Regions from separate parts of the Mus musculus genome. Here regions 2 and 3 are each linked to region 1. A link is a loop called in an ENCODE intact Hi-C map of the cell type or tissue named here. Cell type or tissue: heart. All regions are shown on one strand.

Evidence for each region. A loop is a pair of places that touch in the nucleus more often than their neighbours do. Peaks named below come from ENCODE experiments on the same cell type or tissue, not always from the same donor. Only the 100,000 strongest peaks of a DNase experiment are listed, where the experiment ranks them.
Region 2: it touches region 1 in a loop (2.8-fold over the local background); 6 of 42 quality-filtered maps call a loop at or near these places.
Region 3: a loop joins it to region 1, with 5 times the contacts of the local background. A loop is called at or near these places in 16 of 42 quality-filtered maps.

Annotation. Positions count from the first base shown.
Region 1 is chr4:108,459,309-108,461,808 of GRCm38, forward strand. It overlaps Tut4 (terminal uridylyl transferase 4), which reads left to right and starts at 102. Exons shown (of 31, transcript NM_175472.4): 1 at 102-331; 2 at 709-892. In heart, a CTCF peak has its summit at 1,427; DNase peaks (open chromatin) are centred at 23, 613 and 1,453; H3K4me3 peaks cover 2,500 bases; H3K27ac peaks cover 1,708 bases.
Region 2 is chr4:108,386,737-108,389,236 of GRCm38, forward strand. All of the region lies in intron 1 of Gm32297 (a long non-coding RNA gene), which reads left to right. It also overlaps a transcript of Shisal2a not described here. Among named protein-coding and RNA genes, the nearest start is that of Shisal2a, 4.3 kb to the left of the region's middle. In heart, a CTCF peak has its summit at 1,032; a DNase peak (open chromatin) is centred at 1,075; H3K4me3 peaks cover 1,360 bases; H3K27ac peaks cover 2,375 bases.
Region 3 is chr4:108,404,916-108,407,415 of GRCm38, forward strand. Gpx7 (glutathione peroxidase 7) reads right to left here and starts at 1,798. Exons shown (of 3, transcript NM_024198.3): 1 at 1,628-1,798. The coding sequence starts at 1,762. Gm32297 (a long non-coding RNA gene) reads left to right here. Exons shown (of 6, transcript XR_003955247.1): 5 at 660-871; 6 at 1,201-1,632. In heart, no CTCF peak of the experiment used is centred here; DNase peaks (open chromatin) are centred at 1,106, 1,406 and 1,506; H3K4me3 peaks cover 1,617 bases; H3K27ac peaks cover 1,993 bases.

The DNA.
Region 1 (2,500 bases):
CACAGCTAGGCAACCTGCCCCCTTTCCCGCCCGGGGGCCTCAGGCAAGGCGCCCGCAGCCAGGGAGCCTGACGTGAGAAGCGCGACGGTGCACGCGACCCTAAGCTCGCCGGCGTCCTCGCGCCGCTTCCCGGCGTCGGCGTGCTGGACCGCAGGACCCTCTCTCTCTCTTTCTCTCTCCCTGCAGGCCCGCTCCAGCCAGCGAGCCGCGGGTAGCTCCGACCCTTTCCCTCCCTCCCTCCCTTCCTCTCTCCCTCGGGGGCCCGCCCGCCCCCAGCTCGGGCGCCGATCGGAGCCCGCGCGCGCTCGCCCGCTCTCCCTCCTCAGCGCGGGTGTGTGCGCGCCGTCCTCCCACCTCCATCCCCTCCTCATTGTTTCCGGGCGACCGCCACGAGCCCCGGAACGAAGCCCCTCCCCCCACGCCCCCCGGTCTACCCCCTCCTCCGCCGAGGTTTGACGGGTGCTTGGGGGGGATCCCCAGAATTAAAGAAGAGGGAGCCCCTGAACCCAGCTCTGGGAGGCTCTGCTCCCCGCCTCCGAGGCTATCTCCTCCCATCCCAATCGGGATCCCAGGCTGGGGAGAGCCTCCGACTCCCCTCCCCCCTCGGCCGGGCGCCACTCTCCCTCAGCCCCCTCCCCTCAGCGGGTCCTCCTCTTTCTCTCGCTCCCTCCTCCTCCCCCTCCCCGTCCCTTCCCCCCCACAATGCAGTTCGCGGCGCGGCGGACATGGCGGTGGAGTCCTGAGCTCGTCGTGTCCTGGCCTCCATCGGCGGCGGCGACGGCGGCGGCGGCGACGGCGACGGGGGCGGCAGCGGCGGCGGGAGGCGGAGGGGGAGCCGGAGCCTCTGAGATGAGGAGGCGTCGCGCGCGCCTGTAGCTCGCGGGCTTCTCAGGTACGGGGCTGCGGGCCGCCGCGCTGCGCGGGCTGCCGAGGGGGTGTGCTCGGCCGCTGAGCCCGGGGGCCCCCAGCTTGTCCCCTTCAGGTGCGGCGCCTCGCAGGTGTCCGCGCCGCCGGAGCGCGTCTCCGCCGCCCCCTCGGGGCCTGGCACTTCCTCCTGGGCTGGAACTGGCTTCTGGTGTCCCAGGGGAAAGCCGAGGGAAGGAGGGAAGTCGAGAAGGCGGCCTGGGCGGCCTGAGGAGGGCTTTGGGGGGCCGACCTTAGGGAAAGCTGGGGCGCCCGTCCGGCCACCGAAACCTGTTGTAGACGGGGTAGGAGTATCTGAGTTAACGGGATTGGTCTAGCCTTCGCTTAGATCCAGTGCGTGTTTGTCTGTATTGTGTGCCTTTCTTTCACCCTGTGTATGTGTATGTATATATACACTTGTAAACACACACACACACAGCGTGTCCTCCCCGCCATCCCCCGGGCTTGTCCTTGTCGGGAGGGAGCAGAGGTAGGTTTGTGTGGATTTCGTTTCCTGCTCACCCGCCGTCTCTGTCCCCCGCCCCCCAGTCGAGAGGTGCTGGTACTGCGCGCTTTTGACGTGGGTAACTGTGAGATTCGTATTTGTAAACAGACAGCACTTCCCCAGTGTGTCGCACGCCTTCGCAAGTGGTTTCTGATCCTTTTGATATCAGGATTACAAAAGAATGAGGTGGTTAGACCTCAAAGAAGCAGCGGGATTTCTAGTCAGTACCTGAATGGGATTAATTACTGTTATCTTAACGTTGGTTAAACATTTTAAAAAAGAAGATTATCAAACTTTAAAGCAGACGAATCTTGTACCTTGCGTGAGATTTTAGTTTTAGTATACCATGTTTCTTCATTTCGATACAAAAGTAATTCCTTAAACATTTGACGTTCTGCGATCTTTTGTAATCTTAGTGTCCAGAAATGCAATTTGAATTGTGATTTGTTGGAATGAATTTAATAATTAGCTCGCGGAGGTCATATAACCTTTTATATCTATAGATGTATCCCCTCCCCCCTCCAGAGCGTACCTTGGAGCAGGAATGTGTTTGAAGCACTTGGTGAAACAACATACTCTGTTTTGAAAGGAATAAAATAAGATAATCCCAAGTGGATTTGATTATTTAGGGAAAATGCCATTCCCAAATGTTGAATTGTGGCAAGTTTTAAATGTCGACTGCGTGTGTATGCACTTAACATTTTCTTTACTCAGAGCCCATGTGTATCCCCTCAGAAATATGGTGTACACTTACATCCTACTACAGATTAGCCACAACTTGTAAAACTATGAAATATTGTTTGATTTGGCTTTTCTTAAGATAGCTCACGAGCATACAGTGTGCTTTATGGTGCCTTTATAAACAAATTATACGGAGGGCTTAAACACCATCAATGTTGGGAAGAGAAGTTTAAGCTGTTTCTCATTTTAAAAATATTATAAACAAAAGGAAGTTACCTTAACCTCTTAGATACTGTGCTCTTTTCTTTGCATAGTTTTATTTGGCTAGTGTAGAAAATGGTTAAAAAAAAAAAGTAAAGCTTCCTTAAAAGAGTCTAAAAGTGGAAGTGAAAGTGAGTGACATGTTCATGT
Region 2 (2,500 bases), 73 kb before region 1:
ACACAAATACACACACCCACACACATATACAGACATCCACACACATATTCCTCCGACCCCCACCCATACACACACACACACACTTTGTCAAATACATATACACCCATACAAACACACACACATACTCCACACATACATATAAGCACAGACACGCTTTGGGAACCCCCCTCCCCCATCCCACCACCACCATGCATGAACTTTATGAAAGGAAAACCAAATCCTAGACAGGACTAGTAAGTTGCTGAAGGATGTACAGGTAATAAGTTCTGGTCACTACTGGGTGATAGTAGCCAGGTCACTTTCCTTCTCTGCTTTGGAGCTAAAATGAGTTCACATAAAACAAGTCTGGCTCAAGCCAACATCTACACCGAGCCTTTCTGTGAGATACTCAAAACTGCTCTGTTGATCTTGGCTACCTGGTTGAGAAGTCAATTCGTCCAAGAGTGGCAGGATAAAGAAACATCCCCTCGCCCTTTTTCTCCCACTCCCTTGGTGGGGATGGCCTCAGTCACAGGAGCAAACCGGTTCTACCACAGCAACTATCAGGGGTGTGTGTGTGTGTGTGTGTGTGTGTGTGTGTGTAGTGGGGATCCCAAGGTTACCAGGTTGGCTCCCAGGCTCCATGGTGACAGAGACAGAGCTACTGAAGGGGGGGGAGAGGGAGAGGAAGGGGGGGGAGGGACAGGAAAGAAGGAGGAGAGAAGGGGAGAGGAGAGAGAAAGAGAGAGGAGAAAGAACGAAAAAGCAGAGTGAGGGAGAAGGGAAGGGAGAGAGAATGAGAGAGGTCAGAGAAGGAGAGGAGAGAGGGGGAAAAGAGACAGAAAAAGAGGCGGAGGAACAGGGAGAGAGAGGATCGAGAGGGAAAGGAGAGAAAGAGGAGGAAGAAAGAGGGAGAGAGAGGGGGGAGAAAGGAGGAGAGAGAGAAAAGAGGGGAGGGAGAAGAGGAGGGGAGGGGAGAAGAGGGAGGAGAGAGAGTCTGTACAGTTTTTGGCACGCAGCCATTGACCCTGTCCCAGTCCGCTCCACGTGGGGGCAACCAGCTTGCTGTTCCCGTCGCTGGAGAAACAAAGGAAGGGTGGGGCAGCGAGCCTGTCCTCAGGGAGGCAGCTTTCCCTTCACTTCCAGAATGACTCTGCGTCTCCTGAGACAAGTGACCTGGTACTATGGTGGGACCTACGTCCCGATCTAGGGCCAGTCAGCTATTCTAACCATTTCCTCAGTTTTTAAATCGGGTTTGCTGGTCGCTCTACTCCGCAATCTTTAAGACACACGAAATGACAAAAGACTAAAACAAAGATGGACCCTCTAGTTAAAGGGAAAACAATTTTTTTAATCAGTTGGGCTTGAAGTTCCCCTCCCTCAACCTCACCCCACAAATAGCCAGAGGCAAAGACTCTGAGTGCTTACTGAGGCTGGCGCCTGTGTTGGATCTTTGAATGACGTGTGGAGGAGCTGCGTTTTCCTTGCCTGTAGTTTAAAATTTAAACATAACAACCATACGATTCTTTCGGCACTAGTTTCCCACCTGGGCTTATGTTTGCTTTGTCCACGCTGGGGCTCCAGCTCTATTAGCTTGATTCATTTTTGCTGTGGTATAAATTCTCTGCTCCCTGCTCACATCGTGATATGTTTAGTTCTTGGACATTTAGGTTCCTAATTTTTATCTTCTCCCTCTGTCTCTCTGTCTCTGTCTCTGTCTCTCTGTTTCTCTCTCTCTTTTTTTAAGCCTAAGGGCAGAGGCAAGCAGATATCGGTGGCCAGACCCCGTCTCAAAAAGACAAAAACAAAAAACAAAACAACACAAACAAACAACCCCTCCAAAACCCTCATAAACAAACAAACAAACAAACAAACCCCAACTTTTAAAAATTTGACAAACTGTTTTCCAGGGTAGCTGTACAAGTTTTGGCTTCATCAATAGTTCTGTTTCCTCACAAGTACTTGGTATTTGAAATATTTTTATTTTAGCTATTAATATTATTTTTAAAAGATGTACTTACTTTTTCTTATGTGTGAGTGTCTGAGCACATGTGCATGCAGTGCAGTCAGAGTCAGAAGAAGGCATTGGAGCCCCTTGAACTGGAGCAATAACCCTGCGACCTGAACTTGGGTCCTCTGCAAGAGCAGCCGGTGTTCTTAACCACTGAGCCATCTCTTCAGTTCCTGACATCTGTCTCTCTGAGTCTTAATTATTGCATTTAGCATGATGATCTCCAGTTCCAGCCATTTTCCTGCAAATGACATGATCTCACTCTTTACAGCCAATTAAAACCCCAGTGTGGCCAGGCGTGGAGACAAGCCATTGATAATCCCATTTCCAGGGAATCTGATGTCTTCAAATAAAACATTCATGCACATAAAATAAAACAAATTAAAAAAATACAACTCAGCAAAACCCAGGAAGAAACCACATATATGTGTAACAATTACAGTGTTTCTGAGCCCCTGGGATGTGAAAGGTGGAGAGGAGAACCAGGAGTTCAAGGTCACCCATGGCTAC
Region 3 (2,500 bases), 54 kb before region 1:
GTGTAAGAGCCCTGAGTGTTCTGGAAGATTCTGTAGATCAGACTGGCCTGTAATTCAGAGATCTCCCTGCTTCTGCTTCCCAAGTGCCGGGATTAAAGGCATGCACCACACACCCGGCCTTTTTTTAAAGCTCTCATTGCTATTGGGATTGGCTGGTTCAGTTTTCAGTGCCTTATTTATTGTCTCTTCTCCCTATAAACTTGATTAAAACATGAACGTGTTTTAATCACCATCTGTCTACCTTCATTACAGGCCTTCCCTGACTAGTAAATGGCCTTGCTCTTTGCTGCCGTTTGTCTGGAGTCTTGGATGCTGTCATTGACAAGACCTGTCATCCATACAGAGCGCCTAAAGCTTACCTAATGTTTCTACACTGTTTTCTCTCTTGAAACTTACAGCACACTGGTCAGGGCAAGGACTCTCAGTGTAATCGAGAACAACAAGGCTATTGAGAATAGTTTTGCCCCTAAAGATACTCTTGCTTGCAAGAAAAGCCTACTGAACCATCCAACTCTGGATGATGGGGTCACAAGTCAGTTAGTGTTCAATAGCAGTCTTCACACCAGGATCTCCAACTCCAACTCAAGAGACAAAAGGTTCTTTGAAGGATTTTTAAAAATTAATTAATTACCTTTTTTTTTTTTTTTTTTTTTTTAAAGATAGGGTCTCACCATGTAGCCCTGGCTTTCTGGATCGCCCAATGTAGATAGACACTAAATTGGTCTTGAACTCACAGACTCTCTTCCTTCAGCATGCTGGGATTAAAGGTGTGTGCTACCATGCTCCTCTCTTGAGAAGATTCTTCATCGCACCAGAGTCTCTGAACTTTACAGTTCAAAGTCTCCCTGGCAGTCAGCCTCATCTAACACCGGTTAGTCTAGCAGTTTGTATCTCTCAAGTACCCGCTGCTGAAATCCCTGGTCCACCCTGACCTTTCTTGTTGTTTTGCTTCTGTGTCTGGACTTGGCCAGCTCTCTCTGTCTGGATTGATCTGTCTTGCTCAAGTTTTATTTAAAAGACCCAATCCTGACACACTTCCTTCTTACTGTGATTCGCCTAGTGAGTAGGGCAGGCCCATTAGCAACTCCATCACAACTGCCCTCTAAGGGGTGGGTCTTAGGAGGATCAAGGATGGGAAGGGTGTATAGGGGGTTCTCTTACAACTTGGATTGCTTTCCACTGTTGTATCTTTGCTCTCAGGGCCTGAGGGTGGATTCTAAGAATCATGAAAAGGTCCATTTTTGATGGTCACTCCCTCCACTGCACATTTGTCTCTCTGCGTTCTCATTGGACCCACTGTTACAGGAGCAGAAGCTGGACTGGACCGGCAAAGGGCCATAAAGGCTAGGGTTTCTTTTCCACTTGGGAGAGGCAAAGCGGAGAGCGGAGGGCATTCACCTTCCGGGTGAGATCCTGAGCCTCGCAGAGCGCAGTCAGCGCGGGTGGCTCCTAAGCTGTGCCACGTAGCCGCAGGCCTGAGTGGGCAAGGGTTTGGGAGCGCCGGTTGCACCGATCTCGCGGCTGGGATGAGCAGGGTGGTGTCCGAGCTGTGGCACACCCGAGAGTAGCATCCCCACGGAGCCCCTCCCTCCCCTCCGCGCCAGGCCCGCAAGGAATCGTCACTCACCGAGCCACGGTACTTCTCCAGCGACACCAGCTTGCCCCGGATGTTGACCGCCTTGAAGTCGTAGAAGTCCTGCTCGGATTGCGCGCAGGCCGCGGCCCACAGGAGCAGCCACGCCGTCGCCACAGCTGCAACCATGGTTCACTCCCGAGGTGGCGACTTGGCGAGGGCAAAGACAAGGCGGAGGGGACCCCGCCGTGTGGGGCGGGAGGAGGCGGCCCGCTGGGCAGGACGCGCCCCCTTCTCAGTCGTCTCTGCAGGCGCAGAGTCCCGGCTCTGGACCTCAGTTTCCCTAGCTGCTCTGCGCTGGTTAGCTTCAGATCGCAGGATCCTGTTTTCTTGAGGCTGAGACCAAAATTCGCTCAAACTCAAGCTCAGGGCGCAGAGACTTAATAGGGAGATAGCGGAGAAAAATCTGTGAGGATTAGCTTCTAGTGCCTGGCCTTAGGCGGATCGCTCCACCACTCTGAGCCCCAGTTTCTTTACGGGAATATTACCTAGTGTAGAATTGGGAGTACTGGACTGTAACGGGAAAGTGCTGGAAAACAATTTGATAGCTGAACGATGCGTACAAACTTTAGGTTAATGGATGTAGTGTTTCCCCAAAGTCAGACAAGTGTGGGAGACAAGTCTGCTGCGGTTTGGATTCCAGCAGTGCATGGGGGTTAGGAGAGCTTGCCTATCTAGTCAGTCACTGGATTATTGCCTCCTTACTGGAGGTGCAGCAGGAGCCAAGAAGGCCCGGTATCTCCAGCAGCTGACAGTTAAAAGCTCTTTGTGGACACAAACGTGGGTAGCAGCTGCAATCTCAAGTTAGTGACAAGAGATCTCAATAGCAAGCTACAGCGTTTCCCAGGCGCAGAAAAACGTCTATGA